Linked DNA regions of Homo sapiens: region 1 is linked to region 2. A link is a loop called in an ENCODE intact Hi-C map of the cell type or tissue named here. Cell type or tissue: B cell. All regions are shown on one strand. Region 1 overlaps IL23R (interleukin 23 receptor). Region 2 has its middle 33 kb from the start of LINC01702.

What was found. Peaks named below come from ENCODE experiments on the same cell type or tissue, not always from the same donor. Only the 100,000 strongest peaks of a DNase experiment are listed, where the experiment ranks them.
Region 1: it touches region 2 in a loop (19-fold over the local background); 28 of 110 quality-filtered maps call a loop at or near these places.

What each region holds. Positions count from the first base shown.
Region 1 is chr1:67,232,312-67,237,311 of GRCh38, reverse strand. It overlaps IL23R (interleukin 23 receptor), which reads right to left. Exons shown (of 11, transcript NM_144701.3): 8 at 510-599. Among named protein-coding and RNA genes, the nearest start is that of IL23R, 68 kb to the right of the region's middle. In B cell, CTCF peaks have their summits at 2,894 and 3,094 (motif pointing left); a DNase peak (open chromatin) is centred at 3,121.
Region 2 is chr1:67,487,266-67,492,265 of GRCh38, reverse strand. No RefSeq gene overlaps it. Among named protein-coding and RNA genes, the nearest start is that of LINC01702, 33 kb to the left of the region's middle. In B cell, no CTCF peak of the experiment used is centred here; a DNase peak (open chromatin) is centred at 2,425.

The DNA of each region.
Region 1 (5,000 bases), 250 kb after region 2:
CCCAGCACTTTGGGAGGCTGAGGTGGGTGGATCACCTGAGGTCAGGAGTTCAAGACCAGTCTGGCTAACATGGTGAAACCCGTCTCTACAAAAATGCAAAAATTAGCTGGGCGTGATGGCGGATGCCTGTAATCCCAGCTACTCAGAAGGCTGAGGCAGCAGAATCGCTTGAACCTGGGAGGCGGAGGTTGCAGTGAGCCGAGATTGCACCATTGCACTCCAGCCTGGGTGACAGAACAAGGCTTCGTCTCAAAAAATAAAATAAAATAAATAAAAATTTTAAAAAATGTATACAATCTATTGCAAAAGCCGGCAAAATCCACCTAAGCCACTTCTTACATTCAGTTTTAAGCAGATCTTTGTACTTTGTCTATTATTTTCCTATGGAAGACATAAGGCATATCTTATTGTCCAGAAACTTAACACCTGATGTGATTTTTTCAGTATGATGGGTTAAAATGGGCAATTACTAAAAGACTACTCAAAAAGCCTAAGTTGTATTTTCTTACCAGAAGTAAGGTGCCCTGTAGAGATGGAAGCAACTGTTAGCCCAGAATTCCATGTGTCATGTTGGAATGCTTTTGATGTGACCTGGGGAACTTAAACCAAAAGGAAAGAGTGTCAGTTTCTTACATTTTGCACTCTGCTTGCCAAATTTCCCAACGGAGTTTCTTCCCTTGTTTAGAGATGACTAAAGTAAACCAATAACTTTAATGGGCTTGAAGGGTGGAATAAAAGCAATAGTCTTCGAGTATGTGTCTTTTCTTCTTCTTTTTATTTAATTGGGTAAATCTCAAAGGAGGAAACACTGCAAGGGCAACTATAATCTACCTAGGTTGTAAAACTTCAAGGTGTGTCCACTAATTTCATGAGGCTTCTAGGCAGCAAATACCAAAGAGCTTTATTTTACTGAGCCAGAAAAAACGCATGATAACTAATCTCTATTTGATTCCTTGCAATTGATGGTGCAATAAGGTTCAGATTTCCTTGAGGGTCCCCAAGATGTGTCACTTTTGCCTTTGCACAATCTTTGGGATGCTGTTCACCTTCTCCTGGCTCCTCATAAGAAACCTAATTTTGGTTAGCAGGCACTTTGGTGTTGTAACACCTGGGTGGGATGTCACCAATGACTTCTCTCTGCTCTTTTCTTTTCCTGGCAGCCTGGTCTAGTTATAAAGGCTGTCAGGAAACTGCTAATGAATGATTCTGACCAGGGTGGGGTGAGCAACCCTGGTACCTAACTTTCAGTCTGAACTCAAAGGGGTCCTGGTGCAGCCTTGCCAGTCTCCTCCTTCCTGATAATTAAAAGCTGACAGAAGTGACTTCAAGGACACAATTCTCCCAACTGGCAGAAGACATTTCTGAAGATGGCTCTAAGCCTTGGATCCCTGAGATTGCTTCAAGCCCTGTGTATTCCGTCACTCTGATTTCAGTGCTCAAATTTTTCTTTTAAAAAAATTACTTTTGGGGGCAGGGAGAAATCACAACTTGAGGCTGAGATATCACAGGCTTGTATAAGGAGTAGTGTGGCCCATGTGACTGTCTTTGAGAAAAGTGTCCTACATTTCCAATGAAAAGGTTTCTACGGGGCTTCAGAAATTTTTGAAAAAGGCTGGTCTGGCCAGACACAGTGGCTCATGCCTGTAATCTCAGCACTTTGGGAAGCCAAGGCAGGTGGATCACTTGAGGCCAGGAGTTGAGACCAGCCTGGGCAACATGGTGAAACCCTGTTTCTACTAAAAATACAAAAATTAGCCAGGTATGGTGGTGCGTGCCTGTAATACCAGCTACTTGGGAGGCTGAGACAGGAGAATCACTTGAACCCGGGAGGTGGAGGCTGCAGTGAGTCTAGATCGTGCCATAGCACTCCGGCCTGGGTGACAGAGGGAGACTCCATTTCACAAAAAAAAAAAAAGAAAAAAGAAAAAAGGCTGCTCTGGGTGCAGGCATAAGCGTGAGGAGGGTAGTTTTCTGAGAACAGTGGGTGAGGGATTTTAGAAGATGAAAACATCAGAAAAGCCAAAAGTTATTTCCCGTGTTTTTTGTCCTGGCTTCTCTACAGCAAGAGGAAAATGTTTCACCCGGAATTGTGACAAATCAGAAATTGTTTTTGGCTTCTCAATGCCTCGCTAAGTCTCTTTTGCTCCATGGGTATATGGTTCCACCAAACTCTGAGGGAACAAGGTTATGCCCTGATGGCCAACAGTCAGGTTTATTCATCTAAAGTGCTATCTTTACAGGCCAATGTTCATTTGCAGGGAGCTCAGGCAGGAGTCTGAATCTCCATTATTTTGAAATTTTAAGAATAAAAATACTGGCCAGTTGCAGTGGCTCATGCCTGTAATCCCAGCACTTTGGGATGCTGAGGAGGGTGTCAGGAGTTCAAGATCAGCCTGGCCAATATGGTGAAACCCCATCTCTACTAAAAATACAAAAATTAGCCAGGCATGGTGGCAGGTGCCTATAGTCCCAGCTACTCGGGAGGCTGAGGCAGGAGAATCACTTGAACCCAGGAGGCAGAGGCTGCAGTGAGCTGAGATCACACCACTGCACTCCAGCCTGGGCAACAGAACAAGACTCCATCTCAAAAAAAAAAAAAAAAAAGAGTAAAAATACTACATTAAAAGGTAACACAATTTTCAATTTAGCAAAATCATGGGCTTATAGCATATGCTGCTGTAGTATTTTTGTTTTCACTTTTATTATTTTAAAATTAGCATTTTTAATTTAAAAGTAATATATGGTGTTGTTGGCTTTTAATACAGGTTAATGTAATTCTGTTGTATAAACTACAGGTAGTTATTGGCAATGAAACTTCATTCAGTTATTAATTTGCATCATATAAAAACAATTTTCATATCTGACTAGGGTTTTATTAGCCCTAACAGGGAATAAATACAATCTTCCTTTAGAGTCTATTTGTTATCATAGTTCCAAATCAAACAGGTGCATTAAATTAAAGTCACTTATAAGAGGTGCTTAATCCTCATAGGGAAATTTCACAAGGAATCAGTTATCTAAAATAAGACAATTTATAAACAAAATTGTCAGAGAAGAAATCAAGCCAATGTTAGACATAGGACTGAAACAAAGCTATGTAGATTACATTCTTCATGGAATACTGCCACCACGTGGCTACGTCATTTCTTTTTAAATTATACTTAACATCTTTGACTGTAAAAGCGATAATTAAAGTACAGAAAAATTTTCAACAGGAGAAATTAAAAGGAGAAAAAAAGAACCATCCCTAATCCCATCCTTTTAATCCACCTGCTATTAGTGCTTTATGGTATTTGCAAGTATTTTAACATACAAAAGCATTAGCAAACACAGAATCTCACACACACACACACACACACACACACACACACACACACACACAGCCTTTATGACTGGAAACTGTTTTTTATATCAGTTCTGTCATCAGTGCATTGCCTAATTTGCTAAAAAAAAAAAAAACCTCATGATATCTTACTGTATTTGGTGTTTGTGGTGTTACGTCCATAATGAGACAGTTCCATCCTTGCAACAGAATATTAACTTATGCCTATTAATCTCACAGGACATACTTGAATATACTAAAAAAAATCCAAATTATCTTTAATTTGGGAAGAATTTTTATATAACTTGTACACACTGGCACCAAACTTTAGTCTTACAAGAAGACAATGTGCCTGTGGGAATTTAGAGTGATCTCAAACGAGAAATATGGTTTCTTATTGTTGGACAAAATTTAAAGCATAACAACTATATTTTTTGGCCTACCAAAACACCAGGCTAGTTTAATCAAATCCACTCAAAAGGACCTGGTTTTAGCAATAACGTATTCCATCTGTATTTTAAGGATGATGCCAAATCATCACCTCAGCTCTTCTTTCTACATCAACCGTACTAGTCTGTTTTCACACTGCTATGAAGACATAATCAAAACCGGATTTTTTTTTTTAAGACAGAATCTCCCTCTGTTGCCCAGGCTGGAGTGCAGTGGCATGATCCTGGCTCACTGCAACTTCTGCCTCCTGGGTTCTAGCAATTCTCCTGTCTCAACCTCCCAAGTAGCTGGGATTACAGGAGCATGCCACCACGCGTGGCTTTTTTTTTTTTTTTTTTTTTTTTGGAATTTTTAGTAGAGACAGGATTTCACCATATTGGTCAGACTGGTCTCGAACTCCTGACCTCAGGTGATCCACCTGCTTCAGCCTCCCAAAATGCTGGGATTACAGGTGTGAGGCACCGCACCTGGACAAAACTGGGAAATTTATAAAGAAGAGAATTTTAATTGACTCACAGTTCCACATGTCTGGGGAGGCCTCAGGAAACTTATAATCATGGTGATCGGGGAAACAGGCATGTCTTACATGACAACAGGCCAGATAAGTGCCAAGCAAAGGGGGAAAAGCCCCTTATAAAACCATCATATCTCATGAGAACTTACTATCACAAGAACAGCATGACTGCAACTGCCCCCACCATTCAATTACCTCCCGCGACTCATGGGGATTATGGGAACTACAATTCAAGATGAGATTTGGGTGGAGACACAGCCAAACCATATCATCAACCATGGGGCAAAGTGTGTTTTGTCATCCTTTTAAAGTGACCATTTAATGAGTATTAATTATGTCACAGGTAACATGCTAAACTTTACATGTTTTCTCTCATTTAATCCTCACAACAACCCAATCACACAGACAATATTATTATCCTCATTATACGGATAAGGAAACAAAAGAGTAGAAAGGATAAATAACTTGCTCAAAGTCACCTAGGTAGAGGGTGAAGAGTGGAAATTCCCATCCAGTTCTGACATGTAGTTTGTGCTGGTCACTGATCTCATTAAATTAATAACCTCACTTCCACAGCAGGATGGCTCAGGGTGGGAGGCAGAGTCAGCCCTGCAAGCAGCCTCTCCCAGGATGAGACTTAGCATTGCTCCACTGAGGACTCGCCATGGTGTGTTGGGGCTGCCTGGCCTTGTGGGGCTCTGGACCCCACAAGCC
Region 2 (5,000 bases):
CTGATGGGTTCAAGGTTAATTACATGATTCTATCCAACCAGGATTTATCGTGCCCACCTTGCGGAAGAGTCAATTAACCCCTCTTGAGCTTCTGCTGCCTGTGAGGCACTCGTGGACAGTTCCATCTACAGTGCTAAGCTTAATCCTTCTTAGCCACCCTGTGGGTGCATGCTGTTGCTACCCACTTTTTCAGATGAGGCAACCGAGGCTGGAAGAGCCTGAGAAACTAGCTCTAGGCCTCTCCCCTGAGTGGTAGAGAAACCAGGCTTTGAACCTAGGGCTGTCTGACTGCAGGGCAGTGTGCAAGTCACAGCAGGAGCTAGCACCTTGACTTTGTCCTTTAATAACACCTCTCACAATTGTAATTCATCAATTGTATCATCATGAGTTTATTGTCTGCCTTCCTGGCCACACTGTCTGCTCTAGAACGACCAGAGCCATGCCTGTGTCGTCCACAGCTATGTCCTCAGCACCAGCAAATAATGGGCCTGGCACAAAATGGAAACCTGCTTTCATTCATTAAAAGAATTTTTAAATGAATGAATGAAATTAACAAACAAAAATGACATAGATATCCTGCTCTGTAGCATGTGATGATGGTCACATTCTCAGCTCCTTGCTAACTCTCACCTGGCTTGTTAAAATAATTTCCTTATTGTCTCCACATTTCTGCTAATTTTACCCTCCTGCATAAGGGAATAAGCTTGATCTTTCCTTCTTTTTTTTATCATTAAATTACACTGGAAGGCTTGATCTTTCTTAAAAAGCACACTTGAGCGTGTGTGGTGATTCAGCACTTTGGGAGGCCAAAGTGGGAGGATCCCTTGAGCCCAGGAGTTCAAGACCAGTCTGGGCAACATAGCAAGACTCCATCTCTACCAACAACAACAAAAAATAGTTGGACACAGTGGCACACACTTGTGTTCCCAGCTAATCGGGAGGCTGAAGTGAGAGGATCACTTGAGCCCAGGACGTCAATGCTGCAGTGAGCCATCATCATGCCACTGCGCTCCAGCCTGTGAGTGACAGAGTGAAACCCTGTCTCAACAGAAAAAGGGGAAGAAAAAGCACACTCATAGCACATTGCAGGCCTCCTGAAAGTTGTTACCAGTGCCCCATTCCCTGCAGGACAGAGTCTGAGCTACTGGGAAGGGCTTCTAAGGCTATGTGCTTCCCATCTGCCTCTGGAACCTTAGTTGGCTGCTCTGAGGCCCAGGCCTTGCCCCCGGCAACCTCAAGCACTTTATAACACCAGCCTTTCTGAGCTACCTCACTGGTTCCCAACCTTGCTTTCTTTACCAGAAATCTCCTCCCCACCTCCTATCAAACCCCAACCCCATGCCTTGCTTTGTGTGCCTGATAGACGTTAGCTCACTCTTTTTCCCCAGATGTGGTAAAATTCACAAAACATGGGACGGGTGCAGTGGCTCACACCTGTAATCCCAGCTCAGGAGTTTGAGACCAGCCTGGGCAACATGGCGAAACCATGTCTCTACCAAAAATACAAAGAAATATAGCCAGGTGTGGTGGCATGTGCCTGTCGTCCCAGCTACTCCAGAGGCTGAGGTGGGAGGATCACTCGAACCCGGGAGGCGGAGGTTGCAGTGAGCTGTGATCGCACCACTGCACTCCAGCCTGGGTGACAGAGTGGGACCTTGTCTCAAATTTAAAAATAGACAAATAAATAAATCGAAAAGACCCAAGGCTTCTTGGAAGAGGTAGGAATCAAACTGGTCATTGAAAGTCATGTGGGCATCATTCAAAGAGTGGATTTGAGGAGGCACAGAGAGGACCAAGAAAGCACATTAGAGGCCCAGAGAATGAGGCTTGAGCAAACCCTGTGGGAGAAGGGGTGTTGAGCAGATTCTAGAAGGATGTGGCTGAAGCAGAGGACATGTGGGCACAGTTGGAGATAGGCCTGGAAAAGTAGATTGGGACCAAGTGTGTAATGAATCTGTAGTCAATGAGGAACTATGAAATGTGAAAATTGCGGCTGGGCACGGTGGCTCACACCTGTAATTCTTTCACTCTGGGAGGCCAAGGCAAGAGGATTGCTGGAGGCCAGGAGTTTGAGACCAGTCTGGGCAACATAATGAGACCCTGTCTCTCCAAAGAATTAAAAACTTAGCTGGGCATGGTGGCACACACCTGTAGTCCTAGCTACTTGGGAGACGGAAATGGGAGGATTGGGTAAGCCCAGAGGTTTGAGGCTGCAGTGAGCTATGATCACACCACAGCACCCTGGGACAGAGCAAGATCTTGTCTCTACAAATAAATAAATATGATCTGAAAATTGAGTATGAAATACTCAGAATACTGAGATCATGGTTTAGGAAGATAACTGCAGGGTCTACAGGAGGATGGGTTTAAATGGGGAGAGACTAACTACTAGGTTTGCACACTCAGATGCCTACAGAGGGCAGACAAGGAACAAAATTGCAATAGGTACCTGGTCAACTGAACCACACATACCTTCTCATCAGTGGGCTGCCGCTGCTCAGTTCCAGCCAATGCTGCCATGTAGATTATGAGTCCAGTGTTATCAGATTTTTCCATTTTTCAGGGAAAGCCAAACAATACAGATTTTCATGAGATGCTAACTTGTTTAAAATTTTTATTTTTAATTAATTTAATTTAATTTTAATTTTTTAAATTTATTTATTTTTTCTTGGGAGACGGGGTCTTGCCCTGTCATCCAGGCTGGAGTACAGTGGCGCGATCACAGCTCACTGCAGCCTCAAACTCCCTGGTTCAAAGGATTTTCTCACCTCAGCCTCCCAAGTAGCTGGGACTACAAGCACGTGCCACCACACCTGGCTGATTTTTGTATTTTCAGTAGAGATGGGGTTTCACCATGTTTCCCAGGCTGGTCTCAAACTCCTGGGCTCAAGCTGTCTGCCCACCTCGGCCTCCCAAAGTGCCGGAATTACAGGCAAGAGCCACTGTGCCTCGCCCAGGACTCTAACTTTTAAGTATGAACTTGTAAGTTAAAATGACTCTCAGACCACCTGTGTGGAGTCTCTGAGAAAAGAGTAAACTATTTTAATAGTCCAGGAAGAAGTGACCAAGTCCTTATCTAGGGCAGTGGCAATGGGAACCAAACATGGAAACAGACAGCACAAAACCTGGTGGAAGTAGGATCCACTGAATTTGATGACTAACTGGATGTAGAAAATGAAGAAGAAATGTTGAGAAAGACTCTGATGTTTCCAGTCTATATGCCTTAGAGGAAGCTGATGCCCCAGGCAGCTTCATAAAATGGAACAAGAATAGATGTTGAATCAGAGAGAACTAGCTCAAACGCAGCTCTACCACTTACTAGCTATGTGACCTTGAACATGTTACCTAACGTCTCTGAGCCTTGGCTTCTTCGTCCATTATATGAGGTTAATCTGAATGCATCCCTCTTGAGTCATTTATACAGATCAAATGGGGTCATGCACCTAGTGTGCTTAGCACAGAGTGTGGCACATAGTAAGAGCTCAAAGGTTTGTTGTTGAAATTTATTGGCAACATTCCTTTACTCTACGTTCAGCAAGAGCCTCCACTGTTTTCTTTTCTTTTTTTTTTTTTTTTTTTTTTTTTTTTGAGATGGAGTCTCGCTCTGTCACCCAGGCTGCAGTGCAGTGGCACAATCTTAGCTCACTGCAACCTCTGCCTTCCGGGTTCAAGTGATTCTCGTGCCTCAGCCTCCCGAGTAGCTGGGATTACAGACACAAGGCACTGTGCCAGCCTCTTTTTTTTTCTTTTTTAAGAAAAACTCTCACTCCATCACCCAGGCTGGAGTGTAGTGGCATAATCTCGGCTCACTGCAACCTCTGCCTCCAGGTTCAAGCGATCCTCCCACCTCAGCCTCCAGAGTAGCTGGGACTACAGGCACACACCACCACACCCGGCTGTATTTTTTGGTATTTTTGGTAGAGGCAGGGTTTCGCCATGTTGCCCACGCTGGTCTCGAACTCCTAACGTTAAGTGATCCACCCACCTCAGCCTCCCAAAATGCTGGTATTACAGGCATAAGCCATTGTGCCCAGCTTAGGTCATGTCATTTTTGGGTTGGATTTTCTGACATGTGTCACCAAAAGATTCCTAACTGATTTGATTACAACTACTATTACCATGACTTTTCCACTTTGATTCCAAATGATGTCATAGGCTTTGTAGAGTTTAAAGCTGGCAGCCCCTGGGAAGGCTATCTCTAGTGGTGGTACCTCGAAGACGAGGTCCTGTTCTTGGATACCTCTAAGATGAGAGGATGAACAGAACACGTATTTGTGAAAGGTCCAAGGTACTCTGTGAAGGTGCAGTGAACCTGTCAAAGCTCAGCACACCTTACATCAGTTCAGCATACTTTCAGCCCCATTTTGCTTGTTAGAGAATGACTGTATCAAGGAACCAGTGGTGTGAACTGGATTAGTTCACTTATTAAAAACATGTTTTTATGTTTACATTAACTGCCTTCCTCACTAAACTGTCCGCTTTGCATATATGGACTTTCTCATCTTTACAGACTTTGCAGACAGAGAGAGCCTTTGAGATCATCTAGGCCAAAGTTATCCAACGTATAGTAAAGGGGTCACTCTTTTCAAAGTTGAGAAGTGGAGTCAGGCACTGTAGCTCACACCTGTAATCTTAGCACTTTGGGAGGCCGAGGCAGAAGGATTGCTTGAGAACAGGAGTTTGAGATCAGCCCGTGCAACATAGTGAGAACTCATCTCGATTTTGTTTGTTTGTTTGTTTGTTTTTGAGACACAGTTTCACTCTGTTGCCCAAGCTGGAGTGCAGTGGCGTGATCTTGGCACACCTCTGCCTCCCGGGTTCAAGTGATTCTCCTGCCTCAGCCTCCCAAGTAGCTGGGATTACAGGCAGCCACCACCATGCCCAGCTAATTTTTGTATTTTTAGTAGAGACAAGGTTTCACCATGTTGGGCAGACTGGTCTTGAACTCTTGACCTCAGGTAATCTGACTGCCTCGGCCTCCCAAAGTGCTGGGATTACAG